Linked DNA regions of Homo sapiens: all the other regions are linked to region 1. A link is a contact called in ENCODE Hi-C or POLR2A ChIA-PET data. All regions are on one chromosome and are shown on one strand. The core of a region is the stretch at or near the end of the contact, and the rest is flanking DNA. Distances in the headings are between cores, read along the strand shown. Region 1 holds the start of SESN3 (sestrin 3). Region 2 overlaps MAML2 (mastermind like transcriptional coactivator 2). Region 3 overlaps MAML2 (mastermind like transcriptional coactivator 2). Region 4 overlaps MAML2 (mastermind like transcriptional coactivator 2). Region 5 holds the start of MTMR2 (myotubularin related protein 2). Region 6 overlaps PIWIL4 (piwi like RNA-mediated gene silencing 4).

Region 1 (4,161 bases), core at 1,662-4,161:
TTTCTGTCCCATATAAAGGTGACCCTTCTTCCATCATTATATAGAAATATAAAAGCAAAAGTAATTCACACTGGATGAGCATGAGTTTCATTCTTCCATTATGAATTAGACTGAACAAACATTCAAAATACTATGACTCACTTGGCTACATTACTGAACACTTTATTAAATGGAAAACAAGATAAACTCTAAGAATCACATTTTGAGAGTTATAGATGACTTTTAACTTAGAGTTATATCAACAAGAAAAACATGTCTTTATTAGAAATAAACTTTTCATTGTTATTTTAAGAATGATGAAACATTTAAAATGCTACATACTGATTCTCTTAAGAGCACTTCAAAGTGGCACTCTTTAAAAAGCTGCAAATGTTGCCAAGTCATGTTATAACTGGCTCAAAGAATCCTATTTCCATTAAGTTATTTCATGCCACTGCATGAATCAATATTAAATACCTTGGAGTTACTAAAAACTGGAATACTGGCAGAGATGTGCTCAGCAATTATAAAATACGAAAATGTGAATACTCTTTTTCCACGTTTCTTTTAATAATGGCTAGAAATGAGGATGTTCTTTCTAGGTAAACAGAAATAGTTTCCTAAAAGCTAAAGGAAAGATGTAATATCTTAAATGCTAGCAAAGTGTCATGGATCCATAGCCATAGCTCTCTCAAAAGAAAAATGAAATACATTTTGAAGCCTAATATTACCTCCAAACATTTTATTAGCCTAACAAATTGCCAGAGCCATTAAAAAATTTTTTTATCAAAGTCAATACAGTGCTCTTTTTCCTTATTCAATTAAAAAGCATAACTTGCTGTCATTTTAACCAGGCTGCACTTTAATCAAACATGTCTTAAATGACACATTTTTTCATGTCAAAGACATAACATAAATTTAAAAATTAAGAAATAAATTTTTTTGAAAGCTAAGTTCAGATGACATCTGGCCCTGCAGTGAAAGAGTTAACATCCAACTAAGCTGATCTGCACTTCTGATCCATTACATTTCTCACAAGCTACCCTACAATGAGCTGAGCAAGTATCAACTGTAATTTGATCCTAGAGTTTATGGAAAAAAATAACTGCACATACTCAACATGCACATTTAATAAAAATCTGTTTCAAGAGAAACATATCCAATAAACACAATTTAAGGCATATTTAACTGTTCAATTAACCTCAAATCTGCAATCCCTTTGCTCTCACGCTCTCAAATAAAATAGGAAGAAAAAAAAAAGCAGCAGCCCTACTGCAGGGAAAAGAGGCTTGAAAAACAACTTTGATTGGCACTTGGCCTGACCCACAGAGGAAGAAAAACAGTTTTTGGACAAAGAGCGCAAATATTTGAGCTTGCTTACTTATGTGCTTTTTTCTTTCTTCCTTTTTTAAAAAAAAATGTAGAAAGAACAATCCCAAAGTGAACCGTATTTAGAGATGTTGACTAAAAACGGTACCATATTCATCTCCGCTTTCAGTCCCGATGCATTTGCACAGCTCAGCAATTTTAATTCATTTGTAGTGAACAAACAGAAGCATCTCACCTAACGTTTCCACTTAATAAAATGTAAAAATAGAGTTTGAATACGAATAAACTGATTATAATATTACTTTGGGGCAGCTGTTAAAATCTGATCAAAAAGTCTAGAGACCTTTTTTTCATTCCCTTCCCCATCCCTCTCGCCCTTCCCCGCGGGGCGATTAAGCCAAGTAAGCTAAACAATACTGGAGTAAACTTTCTATCAGTCACTCTAGGAAGCAGCAATAAACTGATGGTGCGCCTCATTTTTCTGGATCAACACGGGGGCAGGGGGGTGCTAAGGAGGAATAACCCACATCCACCTCAGTCTTCTCCTCCCCCAACCCCAGCCTCAGGAACTGGCCAGGTCGAATTGCATTTCCCATGGGCATAAAGTTCAAGATGCTTTACTGGTTCCTTTCGAGACTGAACTACAGACACAGGACTACCATCCAAACAATTTGAAAACGGGGGTTGTTGAGCAAGGCGCGCAAGGCAGAAGCAACCGAATAAACAAAAACAACACTCGCAAGAGTTAGCCACAGCAAAGAGGGGCCAGGTTCCTCGGGATCCGACCCAGCTGCTCTGATTTCACACCGACCTCCATCAACAGCTAAACTGCACAGGGAGGAGGATCGAACGGATCCCTCCCGCCCTCCGCCCAAGGAGCCGACCCGGGGTAGCAAGGTAGGGAAATGAGCCGTAAAGGAGAGCAAAGGCACCAAATAAAAGGAACAAGGGAAGAAAAAATATCCCAACCCCTCCAGACTTGGGTCTGTCCCGGCGGAAATAAAAAGCCGCAGTAGTCCAAACCCTCCTGCCCTCAACCCACGCCCCCTTTCTCAGTCCCTGCGGAGGGACGGTGCCCGGGGATCCCTCTCAGCCTCCCCCAGTGCGCGCCCGGGGACGAGCCGCCCGAGCCCCGGCCGGCAGGAAGCGACCCTCGCCGGCAGGACCCCGGGCCGAACCCGTACCTTCCGCAGCACTTTCCGGCAGTTGGTACAGAGCAGGTAGTTGGCGGCGGCCGACGGGCTGCCGCCGCCCCGGTTCATCGTGGCTGCGGGCGCCGAGGCGAGAGCGGGCGGAGGGCCGGGTCCGGGCTGTCACTGCGGCCACTGCAGGGCCGGTCCGTCCCCCCGCCGCCAGCCGCGATTCCGCCTCAGCCTCCTCAAGGCGGGATGTCGGGAGGAGAGGCGACTGCCTGAAAGCTAGCGGCACTGCCAGAGGCGACCACCGCGGCAGCTGCCCCAGCGACGGCGGAGACGGCGGCGGCTGCTCCTCACCGGCCCGTTGTTCCACCCGCCCCCATCTTCCAGACCCCCGCCCCCGCCAGGCTAGGACGAGCAGCCGCCACCGCTGCCACCGCCACCACCGCCGCCGCAGCGCCTCAGTGCGGCCCCGCCTCCGCCGCCCCACCACCTTCACCACCTCCACGCTCCGGTACCGCCCCTCCCGCCAATCGGACAGCTCCGGCTACGCCCCCAGGGCGCTAGCCCGCAGCCAATGAGCAACGAGAGCCCGACTGGGAGTCGCGCCGGCCAATCGCAGGGGCCGAGGAAGCCTTGAATCTCCGGGCAAGTTAAGTTTATCTCCGAGGCTCGGAACTGAAGGGAGGTGGCGGTTAGCTAAGTAGTAGGGTAGCAGGGAACAGTTTGCTCTCCTCTGCCAATAAGAGGACGAGGGTGTGTCATATGCAAATATACTGCCCTCCAAGCCCCACCCCCAAGATAAGCTACGCCCCCTTCTCTAGGTCCCTGCAGAAGTGGTGAGGAGAATGAGATAAATAGTTGGGAGCTAGAGCTCGCTAGAGAGTCTAAGATTGAGCTAAATATTTCCTGATCTCTCGAGAAAGGGGGAGGGGAGTGGGAGGATTAAATGTTCCTTCCTTCAGGGCAGTGGTTAGGCTTTCTCTCCACCAAAATCTAACTTTAGCTGTAAAGAAGACTGCAGTTATGTAGTACTTTGTATCCAGGGATCTCAAAGAACTTTACGCATCATTTATTGTGAACCTTGTTTTGCAAAGATTTCAGTTACTTGAGGCTTGGGAGGCGGATAGGGGATAAATGTCTGAGTTATATATATATTTACGCAAGTAATCGAGTTTGAGGGGAGAGACACAAAACCTCTGGTTTAGCGGTTTCCTCTTGTTTGTGAAGCACCTTCTAGCAGTTATCTTAGAGATGTAAGTTCATTTACTTGTCCAGCACTAAAAGGCCAAAGGGGCTTGTTTTCTCACCCAAAAGACCTTCCTGAGGCAGCTGTTCGGATACATGCAGAGCACAGCGCCCTGCTCAGAAAGGAAGGTTCAGAGAACAAATTGTCGTTTAAAACTATTGGGACAAACCTACCTCTTCTAAAGCTTAAAATGGTAAGTCAGGGTTTTAGCGTCCACGTTCTGCGGAGAGAAGGCAGACTTGACTGGGGAAAGCGCAGGCTGACCGAGTGTGGCGGGACAGACGGGTAGGGGAGCCAGGTCTCCCGAAGGGGCTAGCAATGCGCGTCCGAGTCGAATGCGGGTTCCCGATGCTAGACGCCCGCAACCTGCTCCCGAGTGAGAACAAAGGCCGGCGCAGAGCGAGAACCTGATTGGTGCCCGGTCCTCACTCGTGTCCTCCGGGCCCCAGAGATAACTTGCATCGCCTA
Region 2 (4,161 bases), core at 985-3,484, 850 kb after region 1:
CTATAAGATGTAAAAGTCTGAGGACCACTCAACTGACTATCCATTTCATTGTATTTTTAGGGAAACTGAGGCAGAGTGGCTAACTGCTTGCATGCAGTCACCCAGCTAGTCAGTTCCACTGATGCCGTGTGGCTTTCGATAAGCTCAGATTCTCAAAATACAGCAGGTGTGTGAAGGACAGTATATGCTGTACCTAACAAGTTCAAAGAGTTACCCAGAAACTATTGTCATGTTGTTTTCTGTTTATCAAACTCTTATTTGCAGTCTTTTTGGTCACATGAGAGTTTCATCAGATATCTGCAAGATGTAATTTCTCTCCCAAAACCCCAAGGAAATGCTATCAAAAGATTCATGTCTTCAATAGATTCTATTCTTGGAGAGGTTAATATGGAGGAAAGATCCATGGTCAGTCCACATTTTGTGCAGATGACGATGGCGGCGCAAAGCCACCTGAAGTCATTCACCTTTGCAACTGCATTTGGATTCTATATTGTCTGCATCAGGCATGGAGACGCCCACCGGCTGCTGTGAGAGGAATAAAAGGAGTACTGACAAACGTCATCATACAAAAAAGGTTTCAAATCATTTTTGACACCAGAATAAAAGTTAGATTCCTGTGTCTGTCTGAGATTTCGAGTTATCTTTCTAAATGGCTCTCTAATCGCATCAGCAAACCCTCAGGGAAGAGCCTTCACTTCCTTTCTGTTGTCTGTTAAGCCAAGCACACCCAGAGTGGTCAATAAATAATACTGTGGGAGTACTGGAGGGCAGGGAGTGGTGTTGCATATTTTGCTTTTGATTTTTCCTCTGGAAAAAAAGATGAATTAAGTGACAGAGTGGCAAAAGGAGTAGGCAACAAAGAAACATAGCCGGAAACTTGAGCGTGACTCTTAATTTCACTCTTTTTAGAGCTTTAATGCAAATCCAATTATGTATTTGCTTTCAGTTCTGAAGGTGAGAAATTCGAGGTTAGACATCACAAAGCTAATACATAGATTCCCTAGAGAGGATATTGATAATATTTCATGTTTTCCTCCTGACATAATATTCCCCCAAGTGAAATCCATTGCCTATTATTATTGATACTGTGCTATCCTGGTAGCAAACTTGAAATGTAAGGAAATAGGATTCTGTTCATTATTTCTTACCAGTAAAATTAATGAATCAGAGAAGAAGCTAATGTAGGTCTGTTTTATCACTAAGGTGCTCAGAAGTTCAACCTTCCTTTTGTTCTCCTTTAGAGAAGCTGTACTTACAAGCATTGCAAAGTCTGACAAATTGTATGGTGTCTATTATTATCTGTCTGTCTCCTTCCCAGACAGGGCAGGGATTCTATCTTCTCTATTTTCATACCCTCCAAGACCTAACACAAGCCAATAATATTCCATCAACCATCGAACACATATTTAAGTGCCTACAGAGTGCTAGGGAGTGTGCTGGGTGCTGGGGACTGAAAGAGGGAAGACAGATAATTCTGGAAGGTATAATGTAAAAGAAGAGAAGAGCTGAGCTAGGGGAAGTCGGGTGGGGGTGGATTTGTCTGAGTGGCTTCCCAAAGGAAGTGATGTTTAAGGGGAAACCTGACTGATGAATAGGAGTTTCCCCAAGTTCTCTTTTTCTTTGTCTTTTCAGGTTACTGGAAAAGCTAGTGAGGTTTGTGGCTGGTATCATACTGTTTAATGTGTCATCTGCTACCATGGTCAATGTGACTCTTACTAATCGGCATTCAGATAGCGCCTTGCATATTGATTGTATGCTAATACATTTGAGCCAGTTGGCCTTGCTATGTGACATTCTCATGCTTCCCCAAACGTGAACACTGAAGTGAACCTTGGGTGGCCCTGCTTTGTGGATCACATATCTCCCACATCTCTACTTTCAGAATAAATTTGTTAATACATTCTCCTCTCTCCTGCAAGGCCTAGATAGAAGAAACTCTTAATTTAAAATATTACAACAGAAAGTTATTCTGCCTTTTGCCAAGAGGTGTGATCCTCATAGTCGTTTGAAATATCATCAAGCTGAGTCTCACAGATGCTCAGGGGTGAAAGAAATATGTGTAAAACCTGGAGGTATGAATGGTGTGCATCATGTATTGTATGCATGAGCAGAAACACCAGCCTTGGAGAGAAACACCAGCTTTGGAGAGACACACCAACCTTGGAGAGACACACCAGCTCCCCTCTTACTCTGTTTACTGTTTTCTTTCTGTGAAATTTAAAATTGATTCCATGTGTACTATAATGCAAGCAATGGGGCAAGGCTGCTCTCTTTTGTCTCTCTCTCTCTCTCACACACACACACACACACACACACACACACACACACACACAGCCCTTCAGAGCTGCCTGCTTAACTTCTCACAGCAACTTCCTCCACTCGGATGGGCTGTGGTCCCTGAGGGAAGCCTCGGCATCTGAATTTGGCAGGGAATCCCATTCCCATGGAAGTCAGGGCTGCCCTCACTCCCAAGGAACAGCCTGGGGAGGTTCTCACACATTTGCCTCTGGCTTCACTACAGAATATGTACACTCAAAGGGGACAATAGAGGGGTCTCCCACACCCCACAACTCATGCAGACCCACAGACAGTTGGGAACGTCTTGCTCTGAATATGAGGAAAATGAGATCTATGTGAATCTTCACCAGGCCACAGCTCATACTTCTTGCTGCTGTCTATAAATGAATGTTAGCAGCACTTTACATATCAAAATTGTCCAAGTGGGACCTGACCTTTGGGCCTTTGGATCCATGTTGCATTCATAGCCATTTAGATCTGACCCCATTTCAAGTGTTCAGAAAAATGAGAAACAATTTTACAATAGCAAAATTGGGCCCTCCAACCCTTCCCCACAAAATTGAATGAAATACAAGGAGGAAAAACAAATGGAGATATTTGTGAGAATGACTGACTTCCTTCTGCAAACAGAAATGGGCAAGTTATCAGAGTTAAAATTGCCTTATAAAGTATCTTTATACAGCAGAAGAGATCATCAGAAATGCATTTTTTGGCTCAAATTTCCTTTTATTTCTCCCTTGGGATCTCTCTTTCTGACTTTTTACCCCAACTCTCTCTCTCTTTTTTTTTTTTTTTTTTTTAAAGACAGTCTCGCTCTGTCACCCAGGCTGGAGTGCAGTGGTGCGATCTAGGCTCACTGCAACCTCTGCCTTCTGGGTTCAAGTGATTTTCCTGCCCCAGCCTCCCAAGCAGTTGGGACTACAGGCATACGCCACCATGCCCAGCTAATTTTTGTATTTTTGGTAGAGACAGGGTTTCACTATGTTGGCCAGGCTGGTCTTGAACTCCTGACCTCAAGTCATCCACCCGCCTCAGCCTCCCAAAGTACTGGGATTACAGGCATGAGCCACCGCAACTGGCCTACCCCATCTTTTTTACTCTCTTTCTGGCTTTGCCAATGTAGGCAGTTTCAATTTCATTATATATGTGGGTCGAAACTTTATTTTAGGAATAATCTTGGATGTAAGACTACTACTGCTTTTTCAGAAGCAAACCATTTTGTGGACTGTACTCAGAAATGCAAAACACAGCCTCATCCACTGAGTCCTGCCTCCCAGGTCTGATGTGGAGTCCACAGTACAGGATGGGGAAGACTCTGGGTGTGGCTGCAGCGGTGGTGGGCCCTGCCTTGCCTGGTGCTCTTTTTATAGGCTATAGAAATACAACTGATGACTCAAAACTATTATATCTTGATAAATGAAATAAACAAAATTCAGTCCCTAACACTGGTGTGGATGGGCATTTGGGCAGTACCTACACTGTAAATGTCCATGCTATAAAGAACCCCTGGGAATGAAGAGCTCTGTGCTCCCTCCCAGGTGTTCTTCTGGCCAGTCTCCTTTTCTGTCTTCCCCTGGTCTGAAGGATTGTTCCTCTCTTCTATGAGAGTGCAGCTGAAAATGCTCATAGTCTCTCCATTTCGAACCTGGAGCCAGGCTGAGGTGGATGCCCCTTCTCTGTGGTTTCCATAGCAAAGTGCTCTGTGCACATCTGGGACTTACATTTCTCTCTTGTCCTGCAATTTTCCATTTCACTAAATAGATTGTATTTCTCATTCCACCACCATGCCTGGCTCAATCAGTGTACACTGAACACATCTCTTCTTTTTAAAAGAATGTAATATTCTAGAAATCATGGATAGTA
Region 3 (4,161 bases), core at 588-3,087, 820 kb after region 1:
ATTTATTAAATACCAGATACTTTGTTAAACCCTTTACATTTAATCTTTAGTTTGACCCTTTCATTTAATCCTTAATAAGAATTCTGTGAAGTATGTATTATTCTACCTACTAATAATACTAATGTGTATTATTCTACACATTTTATAGACAATAAATTTGAGGCATGCAGAAGCTGCCTCAAGGTCACACCCCTAGCATGGCATCTGAGCTCAGGCAGTCTGATTCTAGATCTCATGCCCTCAACTAGTGTGTTATTTAGTGTGATGTGCAACTAAATAGAGGTTCACATCAAGGACTTCATTCAACAGTTTTCTATGCAGGGTCTTCTGCCTCCACTTTCCCATCTCCTCAAATGCCTGAAAGCCCACCAGTTAAAATTAATTTGCGTTAACAAGCAACCATTCAGGAGGCATCAGGAGAACCAGGGAGATAGGCAAAGAGCAGAAAAAGGGCAAACTTTACCTGGATTTAATTGTCTATCAGTTTTATGCCTCCCTGTCTCCAGAGATGGCTTAAACTACTCTCTGACCCAACTTGACCAGCTTCCTTGTCCAGTTCTGAAGGGCCTGGCTCACAATTAGGCAGAAGTGAGCATTGTGGCATTGTATGTCTTCAAGGATTCCGTTTAGAAACTAGACTATGAGATGAAATGAAACAATGCATGTAAAGTGACCACAACTGTACCTGTCATGTCTTAAACACTCTATAAGTCATAGCTATTATTATTCTTTCTTCCTGTATTGCTTGCAAAATGCTACAAACTATCAGAAAGTCAGACCTCTCAGTGGCTTTAGCACCTAGTATTATTTTCAGTCATATACATTCTTTGCATGTCTGTCAGGAACATATTTGTTAAGTGCTTGTTGGGTGAACCAAGGTAGTGACTACAGAAAGTACAGGGAGCCATATTAATCAATATCCATATGATACATTTAGGAACACATACTAGGAAATTTGAAAATGCATTAAGAACCCTTACCATGAGGCATCTACCACATGGAAATTGTCAGGTCTCCAGTTCTTACTCCCCAGAAAGGGGACTGTTTTGACTACAGAGAAAATTTGCTATTATTAATGCTTATCAAGCTAAGTTCATACAGAAATAAGTAAGAGAGTCAGGAGCCACTCTCCTCTTTGTCACACTCCTTGGACTTAACGACACCACTCTGCTTCTGCCCAGTTTTTAGTAAACATGGCCTTCACCATCAGCCAACCTTAGTTCCAAACACTTCTCAGGAGAAACCTTAATGATAGGCTGTGGTTCCTTTTTATCCACCAGAGCTGTCTTGTCTGATATCACATTGATGCCCTGTGTCAATGCCATTTGGATCTTTCCTGTGTATAGAGTCTTAGACCAATTTTCCATTTTGTGAGTTTCCTTCTGCTCCTAACAAAGAACAGAGAAATGCTCTCCACATTCTGCTTCCAGAGCTGCTCAAGTCTCTCTGAAGATTCAGTACCTAGTCTAGGTTTCTTTTGCTGGGGGTTAGATTCTGAAACATTGAGTTCCCTGGCTTCTTTGCCTAGAATGAAGCCTAGAGCCAGAAACGATCTAAGGCAAAGATCTCAGAAGAAGGTCCCACCTCAGGTGATGAGCCTTGCCTGGCCTGAAGTCTAGGGTGAGACTTAAGTGCTGGACTGTCAGCATAGCTTACATTTCACAGAACAAACCAGAACTCCATTCAGCACTCCACTTACTTCATCTGGCAAACATTATGAAGCAGGTACTGTACTAAGTTTGGGGAACAGAAAGTTGGCAAAGACAAGGTGTCTTCCCTTGAGAAATTCAAAGTCATTAATTGTTCATGTAACACAGAATACATTCATGAGTTCATTTTTTTAGAAAAAGGAATATTGATTCTCAAACTCTCATAGAGAAATGTTCACTACTTCCTCTAGCCTGGAGTCCTAAAATGTCTGACTCAATGAAGAAAAATGCCAACTGCCACTAGAGCCTACTCAAATGAAAACTCTGTAGCAGAATGATCTTGATTATCTCAGAAATCCCTGACAGAAATGGAAGCAATATAAATAAACACAAAAGAAAATAGAGGTACTGTAACACAACTATAAATTGCTCTTCTCCCCGACTTTCTTCCAATCATCCAGGGCAAAAGAAGGAAGTTGGTCTTTGTGGCAGAGAATAGACCAGCAGCTGTTCTCTATCCTGCCAAGAGGGGAGAGACTTATTATAAACAATAGCCAACAATATGTCCTTTGGGACGGGAAACTCAGCCAATTTGGAGGGGGCCAGTCTGGAAGAGAGAAGGAGGGTTAATGGGATGGGGGGGTGACCAACATAACAGAGGATGAATTAGGAGAAAACACTATCAAATTTTCCTGTGTACTTATGTTTCTATTACCTCATTAGGGTGATTACATAATGTGACTCCATTTATAAACTAAGAGGGAAGGAAGGGGCGACATTCTCCTTAGCGGTGGCTGATGTGAGACATTAACATACCAATAAGTCATGTGGGCAAACAGTTAACATGTTTGGGAACATCTTTCCTTTCTCTCTTCATCTGTTTGGTATTTTGTCTGCTCCTTCCCTCCTTTCAGCCATATATGTGTATCTGTGACTCAGAAATGGAAATGGAGCTGACAACTTGGGTGCCGCCATTTTGAGAGCTCTTCATGTAAGAAATATATGGAGTTTGTTTTACTGTTTTATATTCCATTGGGAGAAAAAAAAATGAACAATCTTACTTACATGTATTACTATGCATGGGTCCCTTGCCCATTCCTCTCTGCAAAATCCCCAGAGGAGTTCTTAGCCAGGTGCAGATTGGAATTTTAAAGGTTCTTATTTCTTAGGACATTTTTCTACATGTGGAGAAATGCCATTCTTTTCACAGACTAACTTGTCAGTGTCCTGATTCTAAGTAGTAACTCTAGACGGGGATATTTTAGGGGAATGCTGTTTATGGATATACTATTAATTTGTGCCTTAACTTTTTAAATAGCTCACTAGGACAGTAAAATTCACTGAGTGATATTTAACAAATGAGGAAAATGGGTTTCAAAAATGTGAAACAACCTGTTCTGATAGTTAGAGAAGGAGGCCAGACTGCGATCCTGTAACAACAGCAGTTATACAGAACATGACTGTAATAAACAATTTCTAAGGGAGGTTGGACAGTTTAAGGAGGGGTTCCTTTATCCATGGGTTCTTCCAATGAGGGAGCAGTGTGGGAGTGTGACGGTGTTAAGTAGGACCAATTCTATTTAAAAGGGTCCCTCAGAGAGAGAGAAAAAAAGAATTAACTATTTAGCCTGTATTTGTCTTACATATGGTTTTAATTTGATATACTTACCCTTTGTTCCCATATAACCATATTAACCCTTCCCCATTTTGTTATATTACTTCTGGTTTTAATTTTGGGGGCTTCCAAAGGCATTTTTGCAGTTATCATTTCTCAGAAGATGTGCACTGATTCTGTTTGTTCTTATGATGGCAAACTAAATAAAGAGTTTGAGGATCTGCATTACACATGAACAGGAAGGGATTTCTTTATTCAGATTAGAAAAAAATAAATTTTAAATATTTCTATTGTAGACAGTATAGTAGGGAGATTTCACTCTACCTGGGGCCTGGGAAGTAGTATTTACTTAAATTAGCAATCAGTCCATTCATTTAGATCTACTGTTCCATATGTTTTCTGTTCACATTATTTTGGTTACAGTATCTTAGCTATCCAGCAGATGGCATCTGCTTCAAAACTCTCCTAACTTCCATTTACATTTCAGGACAAACAGGATACTGATACATTGAAACCTCCCTTAATTGACTTCTACATTTAGTACCTAGAAAAGGTTGCTGGAAATATAATTAAGGGTAGACCATTCATTCCCTTTTTCTTGGTAAGAGTCATACTTCTCTCTTGCCATGCCCATGGCACTACCATGGACGCCTAAGAAAACCTCAATAATTTGAAAGGAAACATAATCAGAATTAAACCCACAAGCTCTCTTTAAAAATCTATTACTTTAATTGCTTTCAGCACTACACAAGAGCTTAGTATTAATGGCAGATTTAGACAAGCAAAGCTAATCTCAAACCTCCTCTAAGAGAGGAAAGAGGCAGGGGGGAAAAAAAAGAGCCAGCTACTCCAAGAAGTGAGGGTAAATGAATACACAAAGCTTTATGCATAGTTACC
Region 4 (4,161 bases), core at 1,074-3,573, 780 kb after region 1:
TTCCTTAATATAAGTATCTATGGTCAAGGATAAAAAACCAATCAGGCCTAACAGGATTTATAAGGCGTGGGTTATGAAAAGATGTTCCTTAGAGGGTTGCAGTTCTATGAACTGAATCAGGAACAATTTGGAGCTTCGGGAATGATCTACTTACTGCAAACTGTAATATGTCTTAAAAGACCAAACCAATTATAGTTATCATTATCATTATAAACCTTCTGCTTTCTATCTTAATTATATTACTCCATCATAACTTCAACAGATAGATACTGTGTTCAGAGAAAATTTACATTCTATATCCTAATTATATATGGATACATATTTAAACATAGAAGCAAGACTTTGAAAATTAAAGTGTTTACAAGTTATACACTGTGACTATTTCTAAGAAAACTGGATTACTATTTAGAGATTTATATAAAAAACTGATTTTCCTGTGTGGGAAGATTTAGAGCAAATCTACTAGAAGATACAGGGGCAGATTGGCCATTCCCCAGTCCCTTCCTACTTTTATATGTAGGGGACACTTAACAAGAGACAGGTCCTTGGGTTAGACAGAATCACTTCTGGGATCAAGTGGAACATTCATAGTTACCTGTAGACCAGGTAGGGGCATAGGATGCTGACAGAGGCTACATTTTAGATTTCTTGAGGTACAAACAGTCCCTACTCAACTTCCCTGATTACAATGTAGATGAGTTAAGAATAGTGGCGAATGAAAAAAGAGAGAACAATAGAGACACATAGTATTTTGAACCAAAAAGTTATATACAGATGTAAAACACAAGAAAAGTTGCTTCATGCAGACACATCAAAAAACTATAGCAGATTGCATTTGTTAGAAAGAGAGAGAAAGAGAGACAGAGAAATATTTTTGCCTGGGGATAGTAAGCATAATCTGAGAATATCACTAACAGTTTTAGTTGTTCTATATTAGTACTTTCATATAAGTATATATTTTAAAAGTAATTTCATGATGATGCAATTATGTTTAGAAGAAATTCAGAGTTTTATAAGGTCACTTTAATCCAGAAAAATATTCTTTAAAGTTTAAAAATACTGTTTTTTTCCTCCTTTAAAATGTTCCATTGATATTTTATTGCAGTAAAATATTCAAAAATGGTTATGCTTACTATTTCTCATCAGTCAGAATGGCTCTTATTAAAAAGTCAAAATATAATACATGTTGATGAGGTTGCAGAGAAAAGGGAATGCTTATGCACTGCTGGTGGGAATTGTAGTTCAGCCACTGTGGAAAGCAGTTTGGAGATTTCTCAAGGAACTAAAAATAGAACTACCATTTGACCCAGCAATTCTATTACTGAGTATCTACCTTAAAGGAAAATAAGTCATTCTACCAAAAAGCCACCTGCACTTATATGTTCATTGCAACACTGTTTACAAAAGCAAAGACATGGAACCAACCAAGGTATCTACCAATGTTGAATTAGTAAGAAAATATGGTACATATACACCATGAAATACTACATAGCCATAAAAAAGAATTAAATCACGTCCTTTTGTAGCAACATGGATGCAGCTGGAGGCCATTCTTGTAAGTGAATGAACACAGAAAGAAAAACCAAATACCATATGTTCTCACTTATAAGTGAGAGCTAAACATTGAGTACACATGGACATAAAGCTGGGAACAACAGACACTGGGGACTCCAAAAGGGGGAGGGTGGGAGAGAGGCTGGGGCAGACAAAGTACCCATTGGGTACTATGTTCACTATTTGGGTGACGGGATCAATAGAAGCCCAAACCTCATCATCATGCAATATAACCATGGAGCAAATCTGCACATGTACCCCTTGAATCTAAAAACAAGCAAACAAAAAAATGGTTATATAAAAGTCTGCAAGCTGTAATCAATGACAGAATAAATGGAATTTTTTTTCTTAGCCTTTAGGAAAATGCCAAGACATATTCCCACCTCTCACATGAGTTGGTGGTTTAAGAATTTGGTTTGCAAAACACAATTTAATATTTTATTTATAGAAGTCAAGAGAAATGGTAACAATTTAAAATTTTGATTCTTGAATATCTGTGCTTGTTAAAAAGAAAAGGTGTGTGGGTGTGTTGAAGGGTTTTTATTCCATTACTACCATAAAATCTACTTTTATTTACGTCTTTTAGAATCAAACTTTTAAAACATTTGCTAAAATTTCATAAATCTCATATGCCAAAATTCAGCTGAGCCAAACTCTTAGTTACCTGTTCTCCGTTTTTGAGCTGCAGTAGCATTTGGTAAACAGAATGCCCAGAACCTCCTCTGAAAGCACCACTAGCAGGCACTGTGAGAGCATTTTCATTCAAGTTCATTCGACTTGGGCAAAAAGAGAACAGCGGCTTACATCAACTGAGGATCAGTGAACACAATCTCATAGCAACAGACACCAAAACAGTCCCTCATTACAAGCCTTGTCCAACAATCAAGTCTTTAACGAGAACAAAGGTTGACAGTGATTAATCATTAAGCGGTTCCCTGTTCCTTGCTGCACGTGTTCACAGCAGCCTCCTACAGAGGCAGTCTGGCATATTTCCTGTCTCTGTGCTCCACTGTGCCATGTCTGAAGGGACGCCCAGGCAGCCTTCTCACTATTTTAATTTCAAATGCTACAAACATCTACAGAGTCTCTATGTGCACATGTCTTGACTTTTATTCTGAGCCTGGCAGACTCTGAATGGATATAGGGAGTATGAACATAATAAGCCGTTAACTCCACATCTGCTTACTAGATTATGTTCAAAGACAGTATAAGAAATTGATTAAACACTGTTTTCTAGAATAAACCTTTGAAATCTGTTTGTTTCCTTAAGCAACACAATGATAAGTTGCTATAATTTAGTTGTGCAGTGAACAGAAGATACCTTCACTACTGTTTCTACATAAAAATAGCTTCTGTGTTGTCAAAGCACCATGCTTTGACAAGCAACAAAAACATTTTCAGAAACCTCTTTCAAATAATTCTGTTTCACAAGGCAACAGAATTATAAAGTCAACTAATGCTGCCACCATTTTATTCAATGTTCCCTTTTCCTGTGTCTTTTTTATGACCTGTCTGGGCATTATCTATCTTAGTTGGTCATGCAATAGCATATGTATTCACCTTAACAGACTAACTTGGAGGGTTTTTATTTTCTCTCTTTCAACATGTACATTTCACTGATGACCATGTTGCCTGTAAACTGCTAGGAGCTCAGGTGAAAAGAGAGAGTTATGAGATACAGATTTCTGAGAGGTGAGGGGCAAGGGTTAATTGAAATTTTTAAAATGATCAAGGGAAGTAGGTTATGTATCAACAAACATATTGTTTTTCCAATAACAAATGTCACATTTAAGAACAACAAAATGAGATAACCCTAAGCATTCTTTGTATCTATTCACTTCTCTCTTCAAAGTAATCAGAATTAAGTAATGTGAGGTCTCCAGTAGCTCATGTAGTAGATTATAACTAGTCCATCTACAATATAAAAGCTAAAGTATAAAATCCAACCACAAAGTGATACAGGACTGCTAGGAAGGGAAGAGTGTGGTCCCTTTAAATGACATGGAATGGGGGAAGCAAAGTACTGGGTAGAGAAAGGCAGGTCCCTGGCAAGGGCTCCACTCCAACGACCTAGGTGAGGACAGGCACTTCCTGCCCAAATGTTGCATTTCCCAAGACCACCTGGGCCTGCCACAACCCCATCCTGGGCCTATAAAAACCCCAGACCCTAGCAGTAGACACAAAGGCAGCCAGACGTCGAGAGGAGCACACTGGCAGAGGAGCACACGCACAAGCACTGGCGCCTGCAGGCCGTCAGCAGGACACTGGCGGGACGAGGTGGGGCTGTTGGAGGAGAGCCAGGGCCACCGAGCAGCCCACCTCCAGGGAAAGAGCATCTTCCTTCTGGTTCCTCCATCTGCTGAGAGCTACTTCCACTAAATAAAACTTTGCATTCTTTCTTCAAGCCCACGTGTGATCTGATTCTTCCTGTACACCAAGGCAGGAACCCAGGATACAGAAAGCCCTCTGTCCTTGTGATAAGGAAGGGGATCTAATTGAGCTGGTTAACACAAGCCACCTATAGACAGCAAACTAAGAGAGCACGCTGTAACACATGCCCACTGGGGCTTCAGGAGCCGTAAACATTCACCCCTAGACATGGCCGTG
Region 5 (4,161 bases), core at 1,110-3,609, 690 kb after region 1:
GCATTCTCTTATGGAAAATAGGAATCATACTTATATTTTTGTCCAGAGAGGATTAGGCTAATCTACTATATCACAATTCTCTCGAGGAGTACTTAATTTTCTCAAATTTGTCAGTAACATAATTTTTTATAGAGAAGTTCATATACATATATAATCTTTATACTTGCTGGGCTTTCTGTTTTAGGAAATAAATATGTTCAAGTGGCACCGTTAGGTATATTAGTTTGTAATAATAAAGGACACTTATTTCGTGTAATTGCAAAAATCCAAAACAAAGGTTATTTGCAAAGGAATTATCTTTAAAATTAATATCAATGCATTCATCTTAGTATTGTCATTAAAATTTTAAAAATGACAATGTTAGAGTTCCAAGGGACCTTACAGATTTTCTAGATCAAGCTTCTTATTTTAAAAGATGAGAAAACTGTAGACTAGAAAGTCTAAATGAAAAGACCAAAGAGCTAGCTCAGCCAGAGACTTCAGCATGGGAGCTTCCTAACTTCCAGTACTTCCTTCTTTCTAACATACTGTGCTGCTTCATGTGGTTCTAACTTCTCTGCCTTGGATGAGAGTACTGGTTGCCTCTTATGCTATTCTGAGGCATAGTTGTCATTTGTAACTTTCCCATAAAATTCGAATTTTCCAACCTGTTTTCTGAATGAATTACACAACTGAACATGTTAATCCTCAGCTTTCCAAATTTCAAAGCAATAAATACAGAATTCAAAAAATACTTGATTCAAACGTGCAATATATATAATCAAACTGCAAAGAAAAATCCTCCTTTCCTGGATAATTCAGGCTACAAATTCGAAAAAAAAAAAACCATTTAGTGAGCACCTATCACATGCTGAGACTATGTTAAGTGCTGGAGATATGAAGATGATTAAGATTGCCCTCAAGTATAATAGCTTATAACCTGGTAGAAAAGGCACTTTAAGCCAACAATTATAGTGTGCTTATTAAAGACTCTGAAAAACGACTGTGCAGGGAGCTATGAGTGCATATGGCAATGTAGAATGACGGGATCAGACAGTGGTTCCCCAGTGAGGTGCTGAACATCAACAGGAAAAAAGGCAATAACTACCCATATTTAGCAGAATCCAAAATGAATTATAATAGAGCCACTTCAACTGATTGAAGGAGAAAATGAAAATTGTGTGTTTTCACACAGCAGTTATCGAATCACTCTCTAATAACAATTAGACTATTATTCAGTGGAAAAGAACCAGATTTCATCGTGGCTGCATAAAAAGCAAATACAGGTCTTATATTATTTTTTAAAAAATTTTTAAATCATTATTTTAAAATCAAAGAAAAAGACTGCATCCAAAACGCGTCTAGTTAATATTCATAAAAGCTCTCTGCAAAGCTGCATAAAGTCCTCCTCAAAATTCCAGGATAAAATTCCCATCTGTTACAAGAGAAATGACAACGTGGAGAACCAGTAGCCCAAGAAGGAAGAAAACTACCACTCATTTTGTTTTCTTAAACCTATCACTGGGGATAAAAACCACTCAGATTCCTTGATACTGACTTTCAGCTGGAAGATTTAGAAAAGAGAAGCACAGGAGACATTTTTATTTACATATTTAAGCAAAAAGGGAGGCGAGAAGAAAATCAGAGTGTAGAGAAAAGCATGAAAGAAATTAAGAAGGTGAAGCCATGAAAAGAGAGAAAAGGGCTGGGCAAGAACCCAAAAACCAAAGACATAAGAAGGGGTGGAGGAGGAAAGACTGACTTTAGGATGGTTTTGGAAAAAGTGACAGAGAAAGACAGGAAATGTGGGGAAAAGAATGGGGGCGGGGGGAACTGTCTTAAAAAAGGTTTGAGAGGGAATGAAAGACAGGAGAAAGTAATTAACTGGGACCACCTCCATCGGGGAGAAAACGAGATCGGAATATGAAAGGTAGAGGAATCGATAAAGAAGCAGCGAGTTTTAACCTCCTTTTCCTCAGCCTCCACGCCCCAGGGAGGGAGGCAGAAGTGGTTCCCAAGTCCCGGGGAAGGAATTCCGGCGTAGCCTTCAGAAACCAGAATCCGCGAATTGGGGCAACAATCCAGCAGGTCCCCGGCCCCTCTCCATCCCCTTCGGACGCTGGGCGGGGCCCTGGGCGTCCTGGTTACCTGGACAAGGAGTCCACGCTGGGCGGCCGAGCCGCCGCCGGCTGGGAGCCAAGACTCTCGCAGCTCGAGCTCTTCTCCATCGCGCGGCAGGGGCAGCACAGGGAAAGGCTGAAGCAGTCTTCGCGGCTACAGGGCGGGAGAAGCGGAGGGCGGAGTGCTACGGACCGGGGCCGCAGTCAGGCCAGCGCCGGCCCGGGAGGGAGACCGGAAGCGGCCATGTTCCCCCAGAGTGCACCGCGCCTGTAGGCTGCTGGGCAGCGGGAAGACCCCACTGCGCAGCTCAGACGCCGGCATCGACTCTCCGTGCTGGCTGTGTCCGGCCGCGCGACATCTGGTCTTGGGGAAAGGGAGGTGGCGGCTCCCAGGGTGAGGGGGTCTGGTGAAGCGGGAGGGATGAAGGACCAGACCCTTATGGAAGGAGGAGAAATCCTAGGTGTAAGAGGAATGAGGGAACACTAAACATGAGGGTCTCAGGAAGGCGATAAGGACCTGAGGCCAGGAGGATGATTTAGACAGGAATGTGGGGGTCAAGGAAAACAAGAGGACCGGATAATGAGAGAAAAGTGAGAAAGAGGTATGGGAGAGGGATTGGGGAGGATCTGATATACATGCAAAAAGAATTATATACTACTGGATGCGGTGGTGTTGGATTACCCAAGTAGAAGACAAACTTTCACCGATTTTTCCCTGCCCTTTCAAATTCCCGTGCCTAGCAGGAAGGGAGTGTGGAGGAATAGAACTGTGATAAGAGAACAGGAACTGGGTAAAGGGGAAATGCTTCTGCTAGGATTTTTCTGTTAGGATACAGGAAAGCCATAAGGACACCATAAAGGGATTTTTCTGATTGAGATTGAATCCTAATCATCTCATGTATGGGGTGTAAAATTATGCAAAGATTATTCCTGTAAAAAAAAAATCAGACCATCCTTAAAAAACTTCCTTGCTAGGATAAATTGAATTATATTGATTTAAACTAGATTTAATTTATAATGTACAACTGATGTCTTTTAAAAAACCTTATAGTTGCAGTGCAGTATTAACTTGCAAGTACATTCCCAAGAAGAACAACCTAGCTTAGTTATGTTCAGTGTAAGGTAGAATAGTTACTGATGAGTATGTGTTTAAGCACAAAAGGCTTAGCCTTTTTTGAGTTTGGCGAGGACAGACAGCGACCGATTGTTTTTATTTCCATAATTTTTAAGATACCTTAACTGGACTCTGTAGGCAAAGGGAGTAGGTAGTCAAAAACATTTTTTAACAAGCTTAAATATCTATCATGACTCATAGAAGAATTTCCTTATTTCTTCACCATCTCTACCTGCCTTCCAAAATGCTGACTCACTGTCAGCTACTTTGACTTAAATTTCCTTAGTGAAGGCTGATGAACCCTTGAATGGGAGACCTATGTACTTTCTTCCACCCAGTTCATTCGTAGCACTTTGTTAATAGAACCCTCGAAACCTTCTGCCTGATGTAACAATATGTGTATGGTTCTATCTAGTGATTAATAAAGAACAGTGTAGTAAAAGTGTAGAGACTTTGGAACCAGACAGATCTTCATCGGAATCCCGGTTCTGTCTCTACACTTGCTCTGTGCTGTGGTTAAGTTGTTTCACATCTCTAAAATGGGAATAAAATGGGAATAAAAATATCTACGTAATAGGTTGTTTTTCTCTGTGCAGAGTCGGTTGCACAGTACGGTCTCACTAAGTAGATTTATTATTACTTGTTTTTCCACTGAACTTACTGCTTGACTTCTAACCTGACTGGTAAAATGGTAACTTCTCAGAGTGAAAACACAAGCAAAGAATATCAGCTGGAAATTAATTAGTGAACTCTAATTAATTAATGAACTCTAAGAAAATGAAAAAACATGGTTAACTTGGGACCTCACCAAAAGTTATTAATTTTTCAATTTATAATCTGGGCTGTTTTTTCTCAAACTATCTGCAAGAAGGAACAGTGTTTTGTTTTTAATTTTCAAACCATCACCAACCAAAACTTTTTTAAAATATAAGAAAAATTAATCACAGT
Region 6 (4,161 bases), core at 610-3,109, 630 kb before region 1:
AACTGTTCTGTAGGGTGTGTTAGTTTTATTATGATGACCTAGAGTATTGATAATCAGCATTCTCTGAGATATTTAGATGCTTAAAGTAAAAGATAAAATGATACAGGCTGTTTGCCTGAGTCATTCATAATAAAGGCATAGATACTCAGAGCTGGAAGGGAACCTCAGAGATCTTTGAATCAGACACCATTCTCTGTGCACCGCAGAGAATCATGAGGTTAAAGGGACCTCCAAGGGCCACCAGTGCCTGGAAGACCTGGGATGACGCCCAGATGCTTCCACTCCCAGAAAGCACATGTATTCTGTTCGGATGTGCAGTGCCTGCATCTGTGTTTTAAGACTGAATAGCAAACTGTGTTAAACAGTTATAACAAAAGTTGGCCATCTTCACACTGTCTTTATTTAGCTGCTCTCTGAATAAATTTGTTCAATCCTTTCATGATCATTATTTTTCTCAGTGTCAACCTGTGTCTGCTGCTGACTGGTCCAAGGATATTCGAACTTGCAAGATTTTAAATGCACAGTCTTTGAATACCTGGTTGATTTTATGTAGCGACAGAACTGAATATGTTGCCGAGAGCTTTCTGAACTGCTTGAGAAGAGTTGCAGGTTCCATGGGATTTAATGTGGACTACCCCAAAATGTGAGAATACATTGAATTTTGTTCATATATTAATTTGGTTTGGTTAGAAGGTAGGGAATAATGGCAGATGTATCAACAAAAGCTTCTTTATCCCAGTAGTTTCCTAATGTAAAGTGCCAAGAAAGTAGTCATAAGTAGATAGATTTTGTAATGACTAAACTTTTATAAAGTTAGAATATATTTTATGTTGGCCTTTGTAAAACTTGTACCCAGTTCTTAAGCAGTAGTGTCATTACCTGAAAATCTTTCCAGTACCAGTTGGGATATAAATCTTTAATAAGTCCATATATTGTCTTCTCAACTGTTTTTCCTTCTTTCAGATCAGTTTTTCATATCAGTTATTTACTTAATAGGAAATGGATATTAAAAAACAGAAGTTGCATGTCCTGACTTTTACTTGATTTTATGCTTTAAAATTTAATATGAAAATAGATCTCAAATAAGCTTTTCTGATTCTGTTACTGTAGCATACTATTAGTCATTCAGAGAGTTTTCTGATAAGACTAAGGTCAACCATTTATTCTTAGAATGTTTATTGAGTACTAATATGTGTAGATACTATGCCAGTTGCTGGGAATGAGAAAGATAAATAAATAGTTTTTCATTGAGTAAGAGATACATATACAATCACACTGAAAATAAATACTGTTTTGCTTTAGAAAAGCCATAAAGTTGGTCATGCCTCATTTTACTGAAACTGATATGCTTAGAAAAGAGGAACAGATACTTTTCTTTGTTATAATGGAGTTATTCTTTAAACACATAGTTACTAATTAATTGCATCAGCAGCACAAGTATTAATCCCAAAGTCTCATTTAACACCATTGTTTAGAACTCTCCTCTTATCAAATCTGTTAATAAATAGCCTGGATTGAGTTTCACCCGCTCTACTTTCTCTAAACCCATGAGCTAATAAAGCAGGAAATGATTATGAAAGAAGCCACAGTCCGCAGATCCTGGGCTGACATCACAGGCTCTTTCTCATGTGAATTCTGGAACAAGCCCATTGCTATGTTCTGTCCTTGGCCTGTTTTATTTGAAAGCTCGTATTTTATTTCAACCTTCTTTTTTCCATGAAGTATCCATTTACCTGTTAGATTTATATGCATAGCTTCTGTCTTCTAAAACATTCACCTGATGATTTTAGGAGTGGACTGTAAGTGCAGCAGAGTCAGAGTGCGAGAGTTTGAATTGGATGAGTCAGGACCATCTAGTTGCTGAGACGGTTCGGCCAGCCAGTCACATAGGTCTGTTAGTATCTGCAGTCATGGGGTTGATGGTCCTGTCACCTGCTGGGCGAGTTTTAAAAAGCCGCTGGGCATTGGGACAGTTCACTTATATACACATAAAAGAGGCTGATTCTACATAAAGAAACTAGTTTTACAAATTCCTATGTGTGTGAGAATTACTTTTGGAGCTGCTGGCCCCTAACATAATGTAAGCACAGAACAGATAATTGTTAAGTACTTGTGCGCTGATTAAGGCTAGACATTCCAGGCTCCAGACAAGCAACCACTAAGGAAAATAAAGATATTTTTGTCTAAATCATGCAAATTAGCTGAATATCTTGGTCTCATTAACCTGATGTTTTCTGAAACATTCATTTTTAGATTCCTATAGCAATTCACTCTTACAGAAATCTTAATCCTGGTTGAGCTTGAACACTCTTTCAGACATTTGATACTGTGAGACTTGGGATTTCAAAAGTTCACTTTCAACCCCATTTTGAACAACAGAATTATTGATTATAGGGATTCTGGACAATTGAGAAGATCTGATTTTCTACCAAACCATTTTTTACACTGTAAAAATTATTGCGAAATGTTTTTGTCATATTTTGTAGTTTAAGAAACAATTTTAGACTCAAAAGGTTATTTTCTCTAATAATTTTTCCTAAAACTACTAGTTTGTTATGAAAATTTATTTGTATTATTTCTAATGCCATATAAGTATGTGCTACTAAGAAGGAAGTTACATAGCTTCAAAATTAATCTTTTTATGTAGCATAAAAGTACAAGAAAATCCAGCTGCATTTGTTAGAGCTATACAGCAATATGTTGATCCTGATGTTCAGCTGGTAAGTACAGGATACTTTTTGAACTCCTTTAATCTATAATTTTAGTTCTGCTTTATATCTACAGTCTGAACATACCCTCCCATGATATATTTGCAAATTGCCATGCATTTCTCCAAAGCACCGAAGAAAATATTAATCTTAGTATTTTAATCAATATTTTATTTCCTTTCCACATTTCTAATATTAATTTTAAAATACAGTACTTCTTGTTACCCCTATAACAGCCATTGGTGTCTGCATATTTTGCAACTCATTGGGGTCATCTTTTCCTTAAGATTTAAGATAAACTGACTCCCACCTCATCACATAAATGTTGGTATCCAGTGTTCCCTATATTTCAGGGGATTCTTGGAGGGTTAGGTTTTTCCAAGTGACCTATGGCCCCAAATTCCTGCTTCCTGTGAATTCTTGCCACCTTCTGTGCATTTCAGAGAGGACCACTTCCTCCGGTGCTGCATCACCTGGTGGGACATCCACAGTTGCCTCATTTCCCAAAGGGCATGTGTGTGTAGCTGACTTTGCAGACTGTTTGGGGCCAAGGCATGATTACATCACATCCCAACATTCCAGAAAAATTAGAATTGACATCCCTGTTCTTAAAAATCTTTCAACGATTCCTATTTCCCAGGAATGTTTACTCTTCTACCAGACCTCAGCACCCCCAGGCTATTGTAGGGCTTTTCCTGTCCATTCCATCTACCCTTCTTACCTCCCTCGCTCACTCAGTTCAACATCCAACATTCTTGTTGTTATGTCATGCAAACTAACTGAACTAGCTAAGTGCTATCTCTTTGCTTTTCTTTTAGTGAGTTTCTCTTTTACTCTAAAGGATCTTATATGAAACAGAGAATTCTCACCCTAAGAGCATTTATTTTTTACTTAAATCAAACTTATAGAAAAGTGACAAGAACAGTACAAACAACTCTCTCATATACCCTTCACCCAGAATCCCAAATTATTGACCTTTTACCATATTTGCTTTATTATTTTCTATCTTTTTTGCTGAACTATTTGAGCATAAGTTACAGGCATGATGCCCCAGTGCCCTTGACTATTTCAGTGCATATTTTCTATAAACAAGGTCTCTATCTTACAGAAGCATATGACAATCATCAAAATTAAGAAACAGTTTTCTTCATTTGTCTCAATTGTCACCTCTGTAGGAAAAGGCTCTACTGTCCTGCACTTAGTTGTCCAGTCTCTATAGTCTCTCCTTCAATCTGGAACAGCTCTTTAATTTTCCTTGACTCTGATGACCTTCCAATTTTGAAGAGTACAGACTAGTTATTTTGTATAACGTCCCTCGATTTGGGTTTGTCTGATGTCTCCTCATGATTAAATTCATGTTATGCACTTTTGGCAAGAGTAGCACAGCAATGATCCTATATTCTAAGTGCATCCTACCAGGTGTCACTCCACTGTATGGTGGATTATGGTGACA

The links. A loop is a pair of places that touch in the nucleus more often than their neighbours do. ChIA-PET counts read pairs that join two places held with the same protein, here RNA polymerase II (POLR2A). Pooled maps may share reads with other maps.
Region 2: a pooled map shows a loop between it and region 1 (4-fold over the local background). The contact joins the enhancer-like site here to the promoter of SESN3 in region 1. A Hi-C loop is called at or near these places in 5 of 50 pooled maps. POLR2A ChIA-PET finds 5 or more read pairs at or near these places in 2 of 52 experiments (OCI-LY7 and activated CD4-positive, alpha-beta T cell).
Region 3: a loop to region 1 is called in a pooled map, with 4 times the contacts of the local background. The contact joins the enhancer-like site here to the promoter of SESN3 in region 1. A Hi-C loop is called at or near these places in 6 of 50 pooled maps. POLR2A ChIA-PET finds 5 or more read pairs at or near these places in 2 of 52 experiments (GM12878 and OCI-LY7).
Region 4: a pooled map shows a loop between it and region 1 (3-fold over the local background). The contact joins the enhancer-like site here to the promoter of SESN3 in region 1. A Hi-C loop is called at or near these places in 2 of 37 single-sample maps with no recorded cell type and 8 of 50 pooled maps. POLR2A ChIA-PET finds 5 or more read pairs at or near these places in 1 of 52 experiments (OCI-LY7).
Region 5: a loop to region 1 is called in a pooled map, with 13 times the contacts of the local background. The contact joins the promoter of MTMR2 here to the promoter of SESN3 in region 1. A Hi-C loop is called at or near these places in 2 of 37 single-sample maps with no recorded cell type and 11 of 50 pooled maps. POLR2A ChIA-PET finds 5 or more read pairs at or near these places in 2 of 52 experiments (Caco-2 and MCF 10A).
Region 6: a map with no recorded cell type shows a loop between it and region 1 (9-fold over the local background). The contact joins the enhancer-like site here to the promoter of SESN3 in region 1. A Hi-C loop is called at or near these places in 4 of 37 single-sample maps with no recorded cell type and 3 of 50 pooled maps.

What each region holds. Positions count from the first base shown.
Region 1 is chr11:95,228,291-95,232,451 of GRCh38, forward strand. It overlaps SESN3 (sestrin 3), which reads right to left and starts at 2,912. Exons shown (of 10, transcript NM_144665.4): 1 at 2,493-2,912. The coding sequence starts at 2,570. It overlaps LOC100129203 (a long non-coding RNA gene), which reads left to right and starts at 1,896. Exons shown (of 6, transcript NR_110295.2): 1 at 1,896-2,205; 2 at 2,835-3,283; 3 at 3,762-3,886. RefSeq lists silencers at 2,466-2,775, 2,786-2,935 and enhancers at 3,291-3,930, 3,931-4,161.
Region 2 is chr11:96,074,142-96,078,302 of GRCh38, forward strand. The region is part of intron 2 of MAML2 (mastermind like transcriptional coactivator 2); the gene reads right to left. Among named protein-coding and RNA genes, the nearest start is that of MTMR2, 150 kb to the left of the region's middle. RefSeq lists a silencer at 1,734-1,793. Within about 2 kb of position 2,235, at least 8 of the 41 ENCODE cell types and tissues checked have a DNase peak (open chromatin) inside an H3K27ac peak, as active enhancers do.
Region 3 is chr11:96,051,339-96,055,499 of GRCh38, forward strand. All of the region lies in intron 2 of MAML2 (mastermind like transcriptional coactivator 2), which reads right to left. Among named protein-coding and RNA genes, the nearest start is that of MTMR2, 130 kb to the left of the region's middle. Within about 2 kb of position 1,838, at least 2 of the 41 ENCODE cell types and tissues checked have a DNase peak (open chromatin) inside an H3K27ac peak, as active enhancers do; they include GM12878, where a contact is called at or near this core.
Region 4 is chr11:96,009,893-96,014,053 of GRCh38, forward strand. All of the region lies in intron 2 of MAML2 (mastermind like transcriptional coactivator 2), which reads right to left. Among named protein-coding and RNA genes, the nearest start is that of MTMR2, 88 kb to the left of the region's middle. RefSeq lists an enhancer at 2,145-2,748. Within about 2 kb of position 2,324, at least 17 of the 41 ENCODE cell types and tissues checked have a DNase peak (open chromatin) inside an H3K27ac peak, as active enhancers do; they include OCI-LY7, where a contact is called at or near this core.
Region 5 is chr11:95,921,748-95,925,908 of GRCh38, forward strand. MTMR2 (myotubularin related protein 2) reads right to left here and starts at 2,360. Exons shown (of 15, transcript NM_016156.6): 1 at 2,128-2,360. The coding sequence starts at 2,207. RefSeq lists enhancers at 2,338-2,387, 2,448-2,577.
Region 6 is chr11:94,601,337-94,605,497 of GRCh38, forward strand. PIWIL4 (piwi like RNA-mediated gene silencing 4) reads left to right here. Exons shown (of 20, transcript NM_152431.3): 12 at 459-643; 13 at 2,648-2,720. All of the region lies in intron 4 of PIWIL4-AS1 (PIWIL4 antisense RNA 1), which reads right to left. Among named protein-coding and RNA genes, the nearest start is that of LINC02700, 35 kb to the right of the region's middle. RefSeq lists an enhancer at 1,571-1,790. Within about 2 kb of position 1,860, at least 11 of the 41 ENCODE cell types and tissues checked have a DNase peak (open chromatin) inside an H3K27ac peak, as active enhancers do.